Linked DNA regions of Homo sapiens: region 1 is linked to region 2. A link is a contact called in ENCODE Hi-C or POLR2A ChIA-PET data. All regions are on one chromosome and are shown on one strand. The core of a region is the stretch at or near the end of the contact, and the rest is flanking DNA. Distances in the headings are between cores, read along the strand shown.

What was found. A loop is a pair of places that touch in the nucleus more often than their neighbours do. ChIA-PET counts read pairs that join two places held with the same protein, here RNA polymerase II (POLR2A).
Region 1: POLR2A ChIA-PET joins it to region 2 with 11 read pairs in WTC11. The contact joins the enhancer-like site here to the promoter of ATCAY in region 2. A Hi-C loop is called at or near these places in 1 of 37 single-sample maps with no recorded cell type. POLR2A ChIA-PET finds 5 or more read pairs at or near these places in 12 of 52 experiments (H1, HEK293, HEK293T and 7 more).

The regions. Positions count from the first base shown.
Region 1 is chr19:3,949,623-3,953,453 of GRCh38, forward strand. No RefSeq gene overlaps it. Among named protein-coding and RNA genes, the nearest start is that of MIR637, 10 kb to the right of the region's middle. RefSeq lists an enhancer at 1,741-2,510. Within about 2 kb of position 1,877, at least 11 of the 41 ENCODE cell types and tissues checked have a DNase peak (open chromatin) inside an H3K27ac peak, as active enhancers do.
Region 2 is chr19:3,879,204-3,882,917 of GRCh38, forward strand. It overlaps ATCAY (ATCAY kinesin light chain interacting caytaxin), which reads left to right and starts at 1,482. Exons shown (of 13, transcript NM_033064.5): 1 at 1,482-1,805. RefSeq lists an enhancer at 1,157-1,687.

The DNA of each region.
Region 1 (3,831 bases), core at 627-3,126, 71 kb after region 2:
GGCCTGGGACAGACAGGCAGGACCCCGCTGTGCCCCTGGCTCAGTGGCTTCTCCAGCTGGGAAGGCAATCTTTGGGGGGTTTTTTTGAGGCAGGGTCTCACTCTGTCACCCAGGCTGGAGTGCAGAGGCACCCTCATCGCTCACTGCAGCCTCAACCTCTTGAGCTCAAGCAATCCTCCTGCTTCAGCCTCCCAAGTAGCTGGGACTACAGGGCGTGCCACCGTGCCCAGCTAATTTTTTTATTTTATGTAGAGATGGGATCTGTTTCCCAGGCCAGTCTCGAACTCCTGGGCTCAAGGAAGCCTCCCAACTCAGCCTTCCAAAGTGCTGCGATTATAGGCGTGAACCACCTGGGTCATCAGGAAGCCAGTCTGCAGCCCCCTCCCTGCCTGGGAGGCACTGGAGGGTGTGTGCGCAGACAGATGGACAGTCCCTTCCATGGAGAACCTGAACTCCCTGCCCTGCCCTGCCCGCTCCCCTGGGACCACCCAGCCCTGGGACTCTGCCCTCAGGCCCTTCCCCAGAAGTCCTGCTGGCCATGGGAAGAGAGAGGCTGAGACCCACCCGGATGGAAGCAGAGAGGCCCTGGGAGGTGGGGGGGATGAGGTTTTAGTGCCGGCCTCCCCCCAACTCTATTTCAGGCACCCCCACCCCACCCCCAACCATCTGCCACTCACATCAAGTAGTAGTCAGCCGGCCCCTTAATCAGCAGTTACTCCGCTGGCGCCGCCCCCCGCCCCCCACCCCAGGGCCCTACCAGGGCCAAAGCTGTCACCTCCAAGGCCACCGAGCTTGGGTGCCCCAGACTCCCTGCTGCCAGGGCCTTAAGGGGGTGTCCTTGGGGCCAGCTGTGGGCCCAGCTAGGGCCTGGGGGAGAAGCAGGCTGAAGAGGCCAGACAGGATCCACCCTGCACATTCTGGGGGAGCTGCGGGCTCCCGAGAAATGGCCTTGTCTCCTCTCTGCCCCCGTTAAGCTTCTGCAGCATTCAACGAGGTCGAGAAACCACTGAGCTTCCGGGAGGACGAGGGCCCAGCCCCCTCCAAGGTAGGGGAGGGGGTGACAAGGTGGGGGTCCAGCGGCTCTCCAAGCAGGGAACCCGTGAGGTGCAGTCAATCCAAACAGGGCTCATTGAGGACATGGCCTGTAAGTTCTCCCCTAAAGGGACCTTCAAACTATGAAACCCCAGAGAGGGGCGGGAGACCCCAGGACAGCCAGGGGTTGGGGTGGGGAGGGGGCCGGAGGGAGGGAGCCCCCACCTCCGTCCTCGCCATTCGCCTCCCCCCACTGAGGGAGCCACAGCTGTGGCCACATCATCGCAAGACACACATGCATTGTTGGGGTCACCCGGCCTGCGGCGGGATCCCCGGCTCTGTCCCCTTAGATAAGGAGAAGCAGTGAGCAGGCCCAGCCCCCAAACAGCTCAGCCGCTGCCTCCTCCTCCTCTTCCTCCTCCTCCCCACAGCCATCTTCCCTGCTCCTTAGGCAGGGCTGGGCCTGGGCTGTCCTGGAGGCCACCGAACCGCCTGGGACAAGTAGGTACCACCCCGGATCTGTGCTTCGGACGTCCTTTGAGGGGGGATCTCATTTCACCACTGTTCTGTGTCTGACTTCCGGCCGCCGAGCGGGGGCCCGTGTTCTGCACGAGGCTGACCAGGGGGACGGGGGGAGAGATGGTTTTGGTACTTACTTTTCTTTTTGTCTCACAACAGGGGGGTTAAGGTTCTCGGGGGCTGAAGGAGCCGCTTGGGGCTGGCAGGCCTGGCTTTATAGCGGCTGTCACCCTGGACCTGGGCAAAGGCACCGTGGTTATTAATAGTGACCGCAGTTTCATGCCCGTGTATGGTCAAGGCCACGGCAGCTGCGGGCTCTGCTGGACTCAGGCCTCCTCCCAACACCTGCTCCAGGCCCTGACCTGGAGGCGCCAGGCAGCGCTCGCCCCACCCAACGCGACTTGGCAATGACTAAGTCTGAGACCCTAGAATCAAACAAGACTCATAGTTGGGGGCCCTCCAGAGGGTGCCAGGCCCCGCTGCAGCCCTTCCTTCCGCCCTCACCACCATCTTGGGAGGCAGATGGAATCGCTGTCCCCTGGGGAGGGGGAAATGGCAGAGAGGCAGCACCGTTTACCAGGAGCAGAGCCAGGATGTGCTTCAACCCAGGACACATTTTGCAGACAGTGTGTAACTAAATCCAAGCTGCGGCGCAAAGCCTCAAATGCGTGTTCTGTGTCCTGTGCTGCCTTTGCTCAGCCTGGGGAAACCGGGAGGGCCCCGATGGCCTCCTCTGCTCCTGCAGGTGCGTCCCCTAGGCAAAGAGCCCTCCATCCTCAGAGGGGGCTGGGCAGGGTCCTGCTTCTCCTTGAGTCACTTCTGTTCCCTGCTAGCCCTGGAACTCTTCTGCTTTCCTCTTCTCCCCTTCTCCTCTTCTTTTCTTTTTGAGAGAGTCTCACTCTGTTGCCCAGGCTGGAGTGCAGCAGCACAACCGTGGCTCACTGCAACCTCCGCCTCCCGGGTTCAGAATGATTCTCCTACCTCAGCCTCCTGAGTAGCTGGGACTTCAGGTGCCCACCACCACGCCTGGCTAATTTTTTGTATTTTTAGTAGAGACGGGATTTCACCCTGTTAGCCAGGTCGGTCTCAATCTCCTGACCTTGTGATCCACCCGCCTCGGCCTCCCAATGTTCTTGGATTGCAGGCGTGAGCCACCGCACCCGGCCTCTTTTTTTTTAGACGGAGTCTCGCTCTGTCGCCCAGGCTAGAGTGCAGTGGTGCAACCTCGGCTCACTACAACCTCCGCCTCCTGGGTTCAAGTGATTCTCCTGCCTCAGCCTCTGGAGTAGCTGGGATTATAGGCGCCCGCCACCACACCTGGCTAATTTTTTGTATTTTTATTAGAGACAAGAATTTCACCATGTGGTTCAGGCTGGTCTCGAACTTCTGACCTCAGGTGATCCACCCGCCTCGGCCTCCCAAAGTGCCGGTTCTGTTCTTTTTTTTTTTTTTTTTTTTGAGACAGAGTTTTGCTCTTGTTGCCCAGGCTATAGCGCAGTGGTGCGATCGCAGCTTACCACAACCTCCACTTCCCGGGTTCAAGCAATTCTCCTGCCTCAGCCTCCCGAATAGCTGGGGTTACAGGCATGCACCACCACGCCCAGCTAAATTTTTTATTTTTACTAGAGACAAGGTTTCTCCATGTTGGTCAGGCTGGTCTCAAACTCCCGACCTCAGGTGATCTGCCCACCTCGGCCTCCCAAAGTGTTGGGATTATAGGCGTGAGGCACTGTGGCCGGCCTGCTTTTTTCTTTTCTTTTCTTCCACCCCTCCCTTGCCCTCTCCTCCCCTCTCTTCCCCTTGCCTTCTCTCTTCTTTTTCTCTTCTCTTCTCTTTTTTTCTTTTTTCTTTTCTTTTCTTTTCTGACAGGGTCTCACTCTGTCACCCAGGCTGCAGTGCAGTGATATAATCACAGCTCACTGCAGCCTTGACCGCCTGGGCTCAAGTGATCCTCCCGCCTCAGCTTCCTGAGTAGCTGGGATTGCAGGCATGAGCCACCACACCCAGCTAATGTTCTAATTTTTTGTAGACACAGGGTCTCCCCAGGTTGCCCAGTCTGGCCTGCAACTCTCGGGCCCAAGCAATCCTCCCGCCTCAGCCTCCCACAGTGCTGAGATGACAGGCGTGAGCCACCGCACCCGGCCTGAAATTTTCTCAACAGGCCGATCATCTCTTCTCTGGGGAAGCGGAGGCCCCCTCACCCTCTCATTACTGCAAAGCCTGCCTCCCACGGTCCCTGGCTGTGTGCTGTGTTCCTGAGCGCAGCCCAGAGTTGGGGGG
Region 2 (3,714 bases), core at 232-2,731:
TATAGGCCGAGCACAGTGATTCGCACCTCTAATCCCAGCACTTTGGGAGGCCAAGGTGGGCGGATCACCTGAAGTCAGGAGTTCGAGACCAGCCTGGCCAACATGTTGAAACCCCGCCTCTACTAAAAATACAAAAAAAAAATTAGCCAGGTGTGGTGGTGTGTGCCTGTAATCCCAGCTACTTGGGAGGCTGAGGGAGGAGAACCACTTGAACCTGGGAGTCGGAGGTTGCAGTGAGCCAAGATCGCACCACTGTACTCCAGCCTGGCAACAGAGCGAGACTCCACCTAAAAAAAAAAAAAAAAGAAAGAAAGAAAGAAAGAAAGAAAGAAAGAAAGAAAGAAAGAAAGAAAGAAAGAAAGAGAAAGAAACACATAGGGAGCTTTTCTTGTGCCCCAGCACTGTGTTTAGTGCTGTCTATGCATTATCTCATAATGTGGAAAAGCCATAGCGGCTCCATTTCACAGATGAGAAAAACTGAGGCCCGCAGGTGAGATCACTCATGCCCACTGGTCTGCCAGCTGGGGAGTGGCTGGGCTAGAGTTCAAACCCACTTCCAGTCCGACTGCACGGCCTGCACTCTCCACCCTACCATCTTCCACAGTCTCCTTGAATTCCTCCAGGGCGAGGCCACGCCAGCGCACAACTGCAGGGGGCGCCGTTCCCACAGCAGCCCTGCAAAGTGAGTGTGCCTGAGAAACTTCCGCCTCCCCTGCACCCAGCCCTGTTTAGGGCACGAGGCTGAATCAATGGTAAGTGACCATCTAATGGACCCACAACACGGTGACCTGGGGACAGTCATTTCTTTCTTTTTTTTTTTTTTTCTTTGAGACAGAGTCTCCCTCTGCCGCCCAGGCTGCAGTGCAGTGGCGCCATCTCGGCTCACTGCAACCTCCGCCTCCCAGGTTCAAGCGATTCTCCTGCCTCAGCCTCCCGAGTAGCTGGGATTACAGGCGCACGCCACCACGCCTGGCTAATTTTTGTATTTTCAGTAGAAACGGGGTTTCACCATGTTGGCCAGGCTGGTATCGAACTCCTGACTTCAGGTGATCCTCCCTCCTCGGCCTCCGAAAGTGCTGGGATTACAGGCGTGAGCCATGGCATCCGACCTGGGGACAGTCATTTCTTTGCCTGCACAGACTTTTTGGGGGATGCCACCCCTCACCCCTGCTCCCTTTGCAAGGAGAAGTGCCAAGAAGACCTTTCCCAACTCCCCCACCCCCCATTCTCTAAGGAATGAGGCCATCTTGCCATTTATTTATTTATTTGTCCGTTGTTTTGTTTTTAAATCTCTGATGCGCCATCAGAAAATTATTTCTGCCTCTGCCCCTGGCGTGGCTTTCGGAGATGCTTGTCTGTCAGCCAATGGGGAGGATCGGATTCTGGCAGGGGGCTGTGCTTTTCCGTCAGGCCGCCACCCCCCACCCCCTCCTCCCTGCACACAAAAGCAGCATAAATTAACCGTCTTCGGGAAGCCGAGCCTCTGCCAGCCCTGAGCTGGGAAGAAGCAGCTACCTCGGAGGCAGGGCGCGCAGGCGGGCGGCGATGAGAGGGGGCGCAGCCGCAGCCCCGCGCTGGGGAGCCCACCGCTAACCCTGCACCCCACCCACCCCTGCACAAAAGAGCTGGCGGGCGCTGGCCACGTCGCCCTGGGTGACCTTCCTCGGATGCAGAATCCGCCCCTGCGAGCATCCTCTTCCTCCTAGGCTCTGAAGGCCCGGGGAGCGTGAGCGATGCCCAGCTGCACCCGGGCAGGGCTCGCCTTTGTTTGCCAGTAAGGAGGAGAGGCTGTCTCAGCTGCAGAGGTGAGTGCGCGCATCTCCCCTTCTCCCAGGATAAACCGTCTCCCTGGAAGGTTTATCCGGCAGCCTTTGCCGCCTCTAAATCCCTTTCCAGCAGATGGGGCGGGTGGGAGCAGAGAGCCACGGTCTTGTGACTCCGTGAAGGCCCTCACATCCCTGTTCCCGGTACCAGGGAAAACCGTTCCCTGAGCTGCGCCCAGCAACACAGTTTACCTTCCGCGCGCACCGTTCCCCTCTAAGTGCACCATTTTCAGGACACGCTGAGAGCTCGGGCGGATGAAAACCTCAGCTTCTCTCTGGGACGCTGAAATAGACCCATCCTAGCCCTATGTATTTCCTATTTATAACGCTAGGAAGGCCACCAGCCGACGATTTCGGGAAAAAAAAAAAAAAAAAATCTAAGTGTGTCGATAAAGGCTGTCCTGTGGGGTGGGGAGGAAGGGGGTGGTTTATGGTTTAAGACACAGATGCCTCCTCCTTATTGGAACTCGTATGTGATTTGTTAATAATCAGACATCAGGGCTCAAATGAGCGCTTCACTCCCGTTCCTTGATGTCACTGTCTTCTTTTGGCCGTCCCCAAATGCGAAGCCAGGATCTGAGTGCAGGAGTGTCCGGGGCCCACTGAGGACCCACCCCACCCCATCCTTAGAAGACTGTGGAGTCAACGCCTGTGGCTGCAGCTGGCAGGGGGTGGGGGTCGGGGGCGGGGCTGGTGGGAGTGTTCCTGGGGGCTGAGGTCACACCCAGCTCAGTATAAGGAAGGGAGAGGCGAAGACCCCTTCCTCCGGAGAGCAAATGCGTTTCTACTGCCGAGGAGAACTTACCCTCGCGGGAAGGGCCTGGCTGGCTGCTGCCACCGCCCCCCCCCCGACCCCATAGCATCCAGGAGGGATTTTTTTTTTTTCCATGCTGCGTGTTACTGTCCCTCCTCCAAGCATGAATGACGACATTGAGGACAGAGAATCGAGTGAGAAACGCTCACCCTGTACGGGGGAGGGTCTAGTTTTAGCCGTCCCCTCCCCCCACTTCCTCATCTGGCTGAGGCTGCCTCTGGGTCCTTCCTTGCTAAGCCACAGTCCCCTGTCCCCGATGCAAACCCGATATCTATGCTGGGGGGCTGCAGGTAACCTACTCCACAGAGAGGCAGCCTGGATGCCATGAGAGTTGGGGGCCTTAGATGCTTCATGTATTTGGTTTTTTTGAGACAGGGTCTTGCTATCTTGCCCGGGCTGGTCTTAACCTCCTGTGCTCAGGCGATCCTCGCAAAGTGCTGGGATTACACGTGTGAGCCACTGCCCCCAGCCAGATGCTTTATCTTTTATTTTATTTTTTGAAGTAGGGTCTCTGTTGCTCAGGCTGGAAAGCAGTGGCATGATCATAGCTCACTGCAGTCTCGACCTCCTGGTCTCAAGCGATCCTCCAACTTCAGCCTCCTGAATAGCTGGGACTTCAGGCACCAGGCACCCATCACCATGTTTGGTTAATTTTTGTATTTTTTTTTTTTTAAGAGATGGGGACTTGCTATGTTGCCCAGGCTGGTCTTGACCTTCCAGGCTCAAGCGATCCTCCTATCTCAGCCTCCCAAAGTGCTGGGGATTACAGGTGTGAGCCACCGCACCAGCCAGATGCCTTATTTTATTTTATTTTATTTTCTGAAATAGAACCTCACTCTGTTGCTCAGGCTGGAATGTGGTGGCACAATCATACCTCACTGCAGCCTCCACCTCCTGGGCTCAGGCAATCCTCCCACCTCAGCCTCCTGAACAGCTGTGACTTCAGGCACCCACCAAATTTAATTAATTTTTGTTTTTGTTTTTGCTTTTCGTAGAGATGGTGTCTTGCTATGTTGCCCAGGCTGGTCTTGACCTTCTGGGCTCAATCCTCCCACCTCAGCCTCCTGAATAGCTAAG